Linked DNA regions of Homo sapiens: region 2 is linked to region 1. Evidence: read pairs that join two places in POLR2A ChIA-PET (ENCODE). Cell type or tissue: OCI-LY7. All regions are shown on one strand. Each heading gives the region's core, and the rest is flanking DNA. Links, peaks and the distances in the headings are about the cores only.

Region 1 (6,026 bases), core at 340-5,339:
AAACAAGAAAGGGCCATAAATTGTTAAGGTTCTACAATAGAAGCCCATCAAATGAGAAAGCATTATCTCTACTACTGAAATAAAGTAGAACTAAAAGGGAGATTGGTAGGGGAGGGAGGGAAAATTTGGTACAGAGAACTTATATTTGAGATTAATGTTCTAGAGAAAAAAATTTTGGAGGTTTTTGTTTTGCATACCATAATAAAAAATGCTATTATAAGAATCAATTTCTTTCAGAAATATTCTGTCTTAACAGAAATAATTATCAGATACTTTGTACTTGAAATTTCAGCCATTATTAGATAACCAGACATTATAAGACACACAGCAGAGCTCATGTTTCCCTCTGGAGTTTTAAAATATGGGAAAATTTCTATAGGCAAATATTAGGGTCCACCCCAAAATATGCTGAGTTGAAGTAAATAGAAATTAAGCTTGTGACATTTTCCAATATCTTAGCAAAGGGGACACTAAAAGGACAGCACACCGGTAATCTAAATAAATGGGGAACATAAATTACACTAATGTTAAATATTCTTGATTCTAGATAGAAATTATCATTCTGCCTTCCTAGGAAGCAAAGTTTTGTGCATCTCTACAAATTTGAATAGCTGTAAGCATACGTATTTTAAAAAATTCTACAGTCCCAGCCTAGGCAACAGAGTGAGACCCCGTCTCTAACAAAATAAAAAAATTAGCCAGGCGTGGTGGTAGTGCATGCCTGTAGTTCTAGCTACTCCAGAGCCTGAGGCAGGAGAATCATTTGAGCCCAGGAGTTTGAGGCTGTAGTAAGCCTACCATGCCATTGAACTACAGCCTGGGAAACAGAGTAAGACCTGGCCTCAAAATAAATAAATAAATAAATAAATAAATAAATAAATAATAAAAGCCAAGCACAGTGGCTCATGCCTGTAATCCCAGCACTTTGGGAGGCTGAGGCAGGAGAATCTCTTGAGGTCAGGAGTTTGAGACCAGCCTGGCCAACATGGAGAAACCCTGTCTCTACTAAAAATACAAAAATTAACCAGGCGTGGTGGTGCACACCTGTGATTTCAGCTTCTTGGCAGGCTGAGGCAAGAGAATCACTTGAACTGGGAGGCGGAGGTTGTGGTGAGCTGAGATTGCACCACTAGCCTGGGCAACAGAGCAAGACTGTCTGAAAAATAAAATAAATAATAAAATAAAATAATCTAGTCTTTCGCACATATGGAGACTTAAATTCCCTTTTAATTGTGATTAAAGTAGAAAAATGTATAAATAGGTGATATTCCTTTCATTTTTCCCTCTCAATGTTTTCATGTAAAAGACCGTTTTCCTATAATAAAATTAACTTTGGGGTTCAAACTCAACCTTTGTGTTTCAACATCCAAGGGAATGGTAGAAAGCAAGTGTTAATGAGAAGAGCTATAAAGTCTCTTTGGACAACAAAGAATTAGACCCAATTTTTATCAATATTTCCACTACACACACACATTCTTCTCAAAAATCCTTGCTGTTCAATTGTGACCTAGGGGAATGAATATTTCACAAGAGGTTTGATCCCATCCTGCAGGCTGGTTAGTTTTACTCTCAGATGTCTCCAAAGAATCATGTAACAACAGGCTCCTCAACCCATTATTATTTTTTTTGGTCTTTGATCTTTCTGTTTTTGTAAGGATAGCCTTTGTCCTTGGCTCATCATTTTCCCACAGGGACCCAAACTCCAAAAGGCAGAGCAGGCACAGGAAACAGAAGCAGAAGTGGTCCCATTTGGTCCAAAAACTAGAAAAACACTCAGTCTTTAAAATTAGATCCTTTCCTTGACCTCCTATCTTTCTCCTTAATCTGTTTCCCTTATAAGAGGACAATCCCAGTAGAAACATGTCCTGCCTTCTTTTTGCAGCCTTATCCAGTTTCCCCAGGTAGTTAGGTCTTTGGTCTTCCTTACTCCAAGAGCGGTATCTTTGTTATTGCATTCATTCTGCTAGAATAGAAACTATTAAAAAAGAAGATAGCCTTTTTTTTCTTTTTGAGATGGAGTCTCTGTCACCCAGGCTGGAGTGCAGTGGTGCGATCTTGGCTAACTGCAAACTCTGCCTCCCGAGTTCAAGCAATTCTCCTGCCTCAGGCTCCCGAGTGGCTGGGATTACAGGCATGCACAACCATGCCTCACTAATTTTTGTATTTTTAGTGGAGACAGGGTTTCACCATGTTGGCCAGGCTGGTCTCGAACTCCTGACCTTAAATGATCCTCCTGCCTCGACCTCTCAAAGTGCTGGGGTTAGAGGCAGAATGGCTTAATTTATAATGTTGAATGGATGAATAAATAATAACAGTATTTAGTAAAGAATCTGGAGAGAAGTCTATCAACTCAATGGCTTTATTTAATAAAACTATTACAATATTCTAATTAAACATGCACATAGATAATAGCTACTGTAAAAGTACCAAAGTATTGACTAAAAATATAAGTTGGACTCTTGATTTATTTCATGGGACAGTTCAAATAAGAGAAATCCAAAGAGCTATTTTCAATGCTTTTCATAACAATACACAAGATCACATTTCATCTGTGGAATTAGGTGCTGCTATAATCAGGCTCAAAGAGAAGGCAAAAGCATTATACTTTTATGACTGACCAGGAAAACATTCTACCTCCTCCTTCCAAAGAACTAGTGCAAAACAGTATTAGGAAGTGAGGAGATGAAATAGTTTTATAGTAGCACCTGGGAGCGACTTGAGGAACAGTCCAATGTTGTATTTTAGCCATGGATAAAGATGGGGCAAAAAAAAATCCTAAAATGAACCTTATATTTATGACTGCTGACAAAGAATTAGACCAGAGGCATAAAAGAAAAGAAAAAAGGCAACTAATAGGTGGTCGAATTAGAAAAATCTTAGTGTAGAAACCAATCCTAAATTATTAGCAAAAAGATGTCACATGTAGACATACTGTCTCTTAATGTTCCACTTCAGGTAATTCAAGAAAACTTTAGCCTTCCAGGTTTGGTTATGAAAATAGAGCAATCAGTCTGCCCAGACACAGAATAGTAGTGCTTCAGATACACAATATGTTTTTAAAGGTGTGTATGAAGCAAACATTTTACATTAATTCCATTTTATCATTTATCTTCATTAGAATAAGGATGGCATGAAACATATTTGAGGCTTACTTAAAGAGAAAAAATAAACTTTAGAATTGTAATGGTCATCTCGACATTCACACTTTTTTCGTACAACATCTGCCTAGAGCTCTTCTCAGTCTCCTCAGCCAGAAGCTAATCAAACTTCCAACTAATCCACATCATTGGATTGAGACTTCTGCTTCCAGCTATGACAAAATACCTTGTAACAGACCAACACTCCCACTGTGAACAAACATAAAAGCTCCATAAAATACAAAACACATATGAATGGATCAGAAAGCAACCACAGCAGCCAGAATATAATGATCCAAGATTCCAAGAAGGAAAACACATTGAAGTAAATCCTCCACTGCTTTTCCCCTCACAGCATTTGCCAGTTTGTAAGCTGTGCAGGATTGAAAGCAGAAGCAGAAAGTAGGAGCTCAAAACTTTTGACAGGCTTGTGAGACTGGGGAAATGAAAATTGAAGTTCAGGATTAGCAAGGTAGTCAGGATATGAGGGGGCTGAGATGGAAGAAAAAAGGGAACCTCAGACAAGTGAACCCATCTTTATATGCCACTTTTTGTATTTTAAGTTTTCTAAGCAGTAGTAGGCAAGAGACCTAGAGGCCAAAAGAAAGAAAGAAAAAAAAAAGGGCAACTAAGAGAGAACAAAATTAAGCAGAGCCTTCAATAGTCTCCAAGGACTGAGAAGACAAAAATTGGAGTTCAGGGCCAGCTAAGGAAGGATACACAGTCCAGGCTTTTTGTTGAGAACTCTGAAAATCTACAGCCTAGGAATAAGAGCACTCACAAAGACTGAAAATTAGCCTCAGATCACCTCAGTGCCTTACTGGGTCAAGCTGATCAATTCCCAATTCATGTATTCTCAATAGGAGTGATATTGCTTCCAAGGGAGTGAAGATTGGTCCTTGGATAGTAAGAAAAAAAAAACCTGGATGTTTAGTTTGTAGCCCTCCAAAGCTCAACTCTACACAACAGGATCATATTCCTTAATACTTATTTTATTTCACTGGGTTTTCTTGGGTATCACACGAGCAACATTGACAATAAGCTTACAGGAGATAGACAACATATATGCAAGGTAAGTCCTACAAATCTCAGCCAAATAGTTAGCTGTGATGGGGTGACCTTCTTTTGATTGATTGTTAAATCTCAAAGTCATATTACCAGAGGTGGCTTGCATGAACCTAAAACATGGCTACTTTACGGATGTTATTTACGTTTGATCCATGGTGTTTTCACATGTGACTTGGACTTTGAAAATGTAATAAAAATTGCTTATATTTTATAATTATATTCTGTGAAAATTATTCAACCCATCATTAATTATGTCATGTGCTTAAAAGAACAAGTGTTAATAATATCTGAAGGAGGATTTGGCACTACTTAAGTTAAAAATTATTTTTTCATATCACGTAAAAGTTAAGAAAAATTCACTAAAAACAATTTTAAGGAATTATTTTTTCAGTTGTTTTACCTTTGGCAAAAACATTATTTTTAAATGATTTTAATGTGTATTGCTATTATTATTATGTATTTATATAAGTTGCTAATTTTGCATACATAATGCATTGAAAGTTGCTCAGCAAACACAGTTGTAAAGTTAAATGTTAAGAGTTTTTTAGTTGTTAAATTAACATTTAAAAAAATTATTTTATTTTAGGTTCTGGGATACATGTGCAGAACATGCAGGTTTGTTACATACGTAAACATGTGCCACGATGGTTTGCTGCACCTATCAACCCATCACCTAGGCATTAGGCCCCACATGCATTAGCTATTTGTCCTGATTAACATTTGTCTTGTTTTGATTTGTTTTGTTTTGTTTTGTTTTGTTTGAGATGGGGTCTTTTTCTCTTGCCTAGGCTGGAGTTCAGTGGTGCAAACACGGCTCACTGCTGCCTTGACCTCATGGGCTCAAGTGATCCTCCTACCTCAGCCTCCCGAATAGCTGGGACTACTGGTGCATACCAGTAGGCCCAGCTAATTTTAAAATATTTTTTGTAGAGATGAGGTTTCCCTTTGTTACCAAGGCTGGTCTTGAACTTTTGGCCTCAAGCAATCCTCCCACCTCAGCCTCCCAAAATGTTGAGATTACAGGCAAGAGCCACCATACCTGGCCTAAATTAACTTTTAACTTAATTTGTTTATTCAGTCATTCTTAATCATGTATTAAATAAAAAAAGAATAAGCTTTATGCTTACTCTTTTTATGTGTAAAGCACAAATATAGAGACATTCAAAAACAGATATGCAGTCTATCTGGGGCATGAAATTACAATTTCATGGGAAGAATGCTTAGAAACAAAATGTCTGAAAAGTCTGATTAGTAAGGTAATAATTTAAAATGCTTAAGAAACGTGTCCTAATCAGTCTTCCAGAGGAAAGCAAAATTTTCACTGGAGGAAGGTAAAATTTTATCCAGAGCCTCTAAAATTTACCATGGACAATGTCTGGCACCAGGTTAAAAATTACCAGTTGTGAAAAGAATGCAATATTAAAACCACAAAGAAAAAATATATAAATACACTAGAAACAGGCCCATAGATAAAAATAAATATTGGCACTATTAGACATAGGTTTAAAATTACTATGCCAAATATATTCAGAAAATAGGTGACAAGATGGGAAATTTCACTTATGAACTGGAATCTATAGGAAACAATGAAATAGGAATTTTAGAACTAAAAATGTAATAACTGAAATCGTTGACTCAATACATAGTTTAACAGCAGATACAGCAGAATAAGAGATAACAGAAACAGTAGTAATACTTGAAGAGATACTGGCAAAGAATTCTTTATATCAGATCAAATACATCAAGGCACTGATTTAAGAAGCTATACAAACCCCAAGTAGGATAAATACAAAGAAAAGAATACCTGGGTTTTGTTAGTAA
Region 2 (6,026 bases), core at 332-5,331, 650 kb before region 1:
CAGTGAGATCCTGTCTCAAAAAATGAAATAAAATAAAATAAAATAAAAGAAGGGAAACTGAGACTACTAAATATTAAAACACTGAGCTACAATACTTTATACAGTTTATAGTGGCTCAGGTTTTCAGAATGACAATGAACAAGGAAAATAATATGGAGAGATAAATACTTCAGGGGATTTAACATTTGATAAGGGTGAGTAAAAGGTAGATTTTAAAAACATGTTGTTGCAACACTGGTCTAGTATTTTAAAAAATATGACTGGATCCCTTTCTTATATCATACATGAAGATAATGTCCAAGTAGAAAAAATAATAAATAAATATATAAACAGAAAAAAAGACCAATAAGGATGAAATAGAAATATATAATTTTTTTCCTAAAATACCTGAAGGGGAAAATTACAACCAAGAAGCCATAAAACATTTGATAAATTTGTATAAAATTTTAAAACTCCTGCCACTTTCCAATTTATCATAAACTAAGTCAAAAGAAAAATGATAGTTGTGAAAGCTATTTCTATCCAATATGATAGTCTAAGGATTAATATGTTCAATATTAAAATCATTTTACAAATCAAATTTTATTTTATATATTTATTTTTGTGGAGGTGGGTGACAGAGTCTTACGCTGTCATCCAGGCTGGTGTGCAGTGGTGCAGTCTCAGCTCACTGCAGCCTCTGCGTCCCAGGCTCAAGGGATTCTCATGCCTCAGCCTCCCGAGTAGCTAGGATTACAGACGCGTGCGACCATGCCCAGTTAATTTTTGTATTTTTTGTAGAGATGGGGTTTTACCATGTTAGCAAGGTTGGTCTCGAACTCCCTACCTCAGGTGATCCACCCGCCTCAGCCTTCCAAAATCCTGGGATTATAGGCATAGGCCACCGTACCTGGCCATGGATGAAATTTTAAACTATTCAATAGAAAAAATGAGAACAATAACATGGACAATTTATAGAAGAACAAAACATCAAAACTGTAAAAATTTAAAACTTTTCTGCTACATAACACTGAAGGGAAATACATTGAAATACTAGATACACTTTTGGTGGGCATTTACATTGATGCACTTTGTACAATCTTTGGCAATATCCATAAAAATATGTAATCCGTATTTCCTTTGACCTAACAATTCTATTTCTAAGAACTTATCCTACAGAGATAGTCACCAATTTTGCAAAATATATGTATAAAGGGGTTCATTGCAACATTCTTCATAATAGCAAAACAAAATAAAACAAACCACACAATAAAAACAAAAACCATGAAAACAACTTCATCTGTAAAAAGAAACAGATTAAGTCACTACGCACTGATTAAAATGAATGAAGTATGCCTATTTATAATGTGTGCTTAATGTCCTGGTGACACTGTTGTGTAAAAAAAAATCAAATTATCTAACTGGGAACAGTTTGATCTCGTTTCTGCTTTTTCCTCTTAAAAATGTAAATTTTGTATGAGTTTATATAAGCAAGGAAAAGCTAAACAACATTTCTTCTAGCTCCTACAACATTCCTGATAAGTAATGTTTGGTACCATTCAGTTGCCTCCAATTTAGAACCTAAACTTTAAGGCCAACCAGTAATTCCCATCCCCATTTACACAAATCTAACTTATTCAGCTTTAAGAATACCCTGTTGTCTCTTAACTCATCCAAGTATCTTTCCTCTTTAATGTTTCCAGGGACAAATGAGAGCACAATACACACAAGTACAATGGATGAAATATTTATATCGGAAAGCATATGAGTGTTATAGATCAATGGATGTTATATAATGGAGAAGATGCCTAAACCACAGTGTATAAATAACTGCAGTTTTAAGTACGCAGGCAAGTGAGGAAAAAGTAGAATCCATCATTTCCATCAATATATTAATCCTGCTGAGTCTTCCCACACAGTTCAGTTAATTCTTAAAAATCCAGAATGTTCAAAGGTGGAAGATTCCAAGAATGGAAGTATTTTCAAGTAACATATGCTGGCTTCTATATTTCTTTAGTGTTACAAGAAAGAAAAAGGTATTTTTGAATTTGAAGGGATTATGGGTAAAGCTGTAGGGAAGTCAGTCCATCCGGCAATGCCTTAGGTCACTTCAAATGAGAAGAGTGGAACAAAGGGGATTTGACTGGTCCTCGATAGGATGTTGCCTATTATCATCTCTGAACTGTGTTTATGCAATTTTCCTATCTGATCTTCCCAGGCAGCATAAATTTGCCATAAATTTGTAGGTTCTGGAATACACAGGTTCTGAAATTTGCCAATTTGCTGCCTACTGATTTGGACAAGTTACTTAACCCCCAAACTATAAAATATACCATAATCCTCTCATCTATAAAATGTACCATAAAGCCTATGTCCTAGGGTTGTTGAAAGGATTAAACGATATGAAGAATGCAAAGTGCTTAGCATGGTGCCTCACACATAGTAAACACTTAGAAGATGCTGTTTCATATTCTTACTTTCTAATCATCAATTTGAAAATTTCCATCTAATGTGAAGTTTGTCTGATGTCTTTTTCTTTTATTTCTATACCTAGCACCTATATAAATTAATCTTGAAATATGACAATTCTACATCCCCTTGTGCTTTCAGGTACCTGTTGATCCTGCCAATCTCCCATAACATGCTAAACAACTACAGGGTACAGGCTGTGCACCTCTTCTAGTTTTTTTCCTCTAAACAGTATCTAGTACATGCACACACAACAAATGGCCAATGAATGATGTCGCCTTAGCTCTCCGACAGCTAGAGAGATGCAGCACTTCCAGGTTGTAATATTTACTGCCCACATCTTACAACTGAGTAACTAGTTAACCAACCATCCAAAGAAGAAAACAACACGCTGATCAGAACTTATGGTAACAGTTCCTGTGGGTCGATTTCAGAATTCACCTTCTCACTCAGTGTGTTTAGCTTCTTCTCTAAGAGAGATACAGTGGCTACATGTCACAATTCCCCTTCAGTATATGGGTTGCTGTACAAATAGATGTAATCAGTGAGGAAGAAGCTGCTTACTTTCTCAAGCTTGGTAAATATCATACCAGAAGATGAGTCATCTTTGCTGGGAGATATATAACAAAATAATTATAGAATGTTTTCAGGATATGAATACAATATTTACATAGGACATTTCACCCAAGTATAACCACTTGCACATGTATATTGTACCACTAATATTAAAATGTTCATTTAATATTTAATAATTAGCAGTAAGGTTATTGTAGTAATATTTCTCTATAAGGATCCTTCTCATATTTCTAGGGAAAAGTGAATAAACTATGTGTCTAATTAAAAATTCCTATTGCCTCGCACATCAGACACCAGTTTGATTTCTCCTTTTAGCTGCAGTGAGGTCACACTCCTGCATTTGTGACATAGCAGCAGGTTGTCATGGAGATGATAGCTTTATCAGCAACTCTGCTGTGCAATGACTTCACAGCAAGGTTACCAAGAAGCAGATGGGCTGTGAAGGAGACAAACCCTTCTGTCTAAACACAAATAGCATTGATAATTAATTAGCTGAAGCAGCAGGGGAAATTATGAAAATGTGTGAAAGGTAAAATAATTTCTATTTATTTCAGATTTGATAGTTTTATTCCTCTTGCCAGAGGAAGATCACATCCCTCTTCACCTTGGGAAGGTTGTCTGATATACTGACTATGGCACTAACTGGTTTGAGTATGCTGGTGTTCACTTTCTGGATTTTGATTTCTTGGTTAAGAAAGCATAGTAAGTATAGTAAGTATTCTGAGCAGCTTTGAATGAGATCCCAGCCGTCCTATTATTCTTGCATTCATTGTGATCCAGTTGCAAGATAAACTGCAGGTGTCATGCAGTTGATGGGATTTCAGAAGGGGTGGAGATACCTTCCAGTGTCCCTGAAATCACATAATGGTTCTATCTGGCATTGAAGAATTTTCAACCACGGGATAATAGAGCTTTAGTTATAGAAACGACTTTACAGACTGTCCTTGTCCAGGGTCTCTGAACAACTAGGTTCTTGAGATGTTTTGAATAATCAGCTCATATTCATTCAAGATAAAACTGAATAGTTTAACATGATTTAGTTAAAATATGATCTTCTTTATTATACTTTTAAGTTCTTAGATACATATGAAGAGCATGCAGCTTTGTTACATAGGTATACGCGTGCCATGGTGGTTTGCTGCACCCATCAACCCATCATCTACCTTAGGTAATTTTCCTAATACTATCCCTCCCCTAGTCCCCCCATCCCACAACAGGCCCTGGTGTGTGATGTTCCCCTCCCTGTCTCCATGTGTTCTCATTGTTCAACTCCCACATACAAGTGAGAACATGCAGTGTTTGGTTTTCTGTTCTTGTGTTAGTTTGCTGAGAATGATGGTTTCCAGCTTCATCCATGACCCTGCAAAGGACATAAACTCATTCTTTCTATGGCTGCATAGTATTCCATGGTGTATATGTGCCACATTTGCTTCATCCAGTCTATCATTGATAGGCATTTGGGTTGGTTCCAAGTCTTTGCTATTGTGAACAGCACTGCAATAAACATACGTGTGCATGTGTCTTCATAGAATGATTTATAATTTTTTGAGTATATACCCAGTAATGGGATTGCTGGGTCAAATGGTATTTCTGGTTCTAGATCCTTGAGGAATCACCACACTGTCTTCCACAATGGTTGAACTAATTTACACTCCCACCAACAGTGTAAAAGCATACCTGGTTCTCCACATCCTCTCCAGCATCTGTTGTTTCCTGACTTTCTAATGATCACCATTCTAACTGGCATGAGATGGTATCTCATTGTGGTTTTGATTTGCATTTATCTAATGACCAATGATGATGAGCTTTTTTTCATGTTTGTTGGTTGTATAGATGTCTTCTTTTGAGAAGTGTCTGTTCATATCCTTCGCCCACTTTTTGATGGGGTTTTTTTTTCCTTGTAAATTTGTTTAAGCTCCTTGTAGATTCTGGATATTAGCCCTTTGTCAGATGGATAGATCGCAAAATTTTTCTCCCATTCTGTAGGCTGCCTGTTCACTCTGATGATAGTTTCTTTTGCCACGCAGAAGCTCTTTAGTTTAATTAGATCCCACTTGTCTATTTTGGCTTTTGTTGCCATTGCTTTTGGTGTTTTACTCATGAAGGCTTTGTCCACATGCCTGTGTTCTGAATGGTATTGCCTAGGTTTACTTCTAGGGTTTTTATGGTTTTAGGTCTTAGCTTTAAGTCTTTAATCCATCTTGAGTTAATTTTTATATAAGTTGTAAAGAAGGGGTCCAGTTTCAGTTTTCTGCATATGGCTAGCCAGTTTCCCCAGCATCATTTATTGGATAGGAGATCCTTTCCCCATTGCTTGTTTTTGTCAGGTTTTTTGTCAAAGATCAGATGGTTGTAGATGTATGGTGTTATTTCTGAGGCCTCTGTTCTATTCCATTTGTCTGTATCTGTTTTGGTACCAGTACCATGCTGTTTTGGTTACTGTAGACTTGTAGTATAGTTTAAAGTCATGTAGCGTGACGTCTCCAGCTTTGTTCTTTTTGCTTAGGATTGTCTTGACTACACAGGCTCTTTTTAGGTTCCATATGAAATTTAAAGTAGTTTTTTCTAATTCTGTGAAGAAAGTCAATGGTAGCTTGATGGGACAGCATTGAATTTTTAAATTACTTTGGGAACTATGGCCATTTTCACGATATTGATTTTTCATAACCATGAGCATGAAATGTTTTTTCCATTTGTTTATGTCCTTTCTTATTTCCTTGAGCAGTGGTCTGTAGTTCTCCTTGAAGAGGTCCTACACATCCCTTGTAAGTTGGATTCCTAGGTATTTTATTCTCTTTGTAGCAATTGTGACTGGGAGTTCACTCATGATTTGGCCCTCTGTTTGTCTATTATTGGTGTATAGGAATGCTTGTGATTTTTGCACATTGATTTTGTATCCTGAGACTTTGCTGAAGTTGCTTATCAGCTTAAGGAGACTTTGGGCTGGGACGATGGGGTTTTCTAAATATACAATCATGCCATCTGCAAACAGAGACAATTTG

The links. Peaks named below come from ENCODE experiments on the same cell type or tissue, not always from the same donor. Only the 100,000 strongest peaks of a DNase experiment are listed, where the experiment ranks them.
Region 2: POLR2A ChIA-PET joins it to region 1 with 10 read pairs; 2 of 35 experiments call an interaction of 5 or more read pairs at or near these places.

The regions. Positions count from the first base shown.
Region 1 is chr3:117,569,585-117,575,610 of GRCh38, forward strand. No RefSeq gene overlaps it. Among named protein-coding and RNA genes, the nearest start is that of LINC02024, 120 kb to the right of the region's middle. In OCI-LY7, for the core only: no CTCF peak of the experiment used is centred there; no DNase peak of the experiment used is centred there.
Region 2 is chr3:116,918,008-116,924,033 of GRCh38, forward strand. It overlaps LINC00901 (long intergenic non-protein coding RNA 901), which reads left to right and starts at 3,424. Exons shown (of 2, transcript NR_121607.1): 1 at 3,424-3,553. In OCI-LY7, for the core only: no CTCF peak of the experiment used is centred there; no DNase peak of the experiment used is centred there.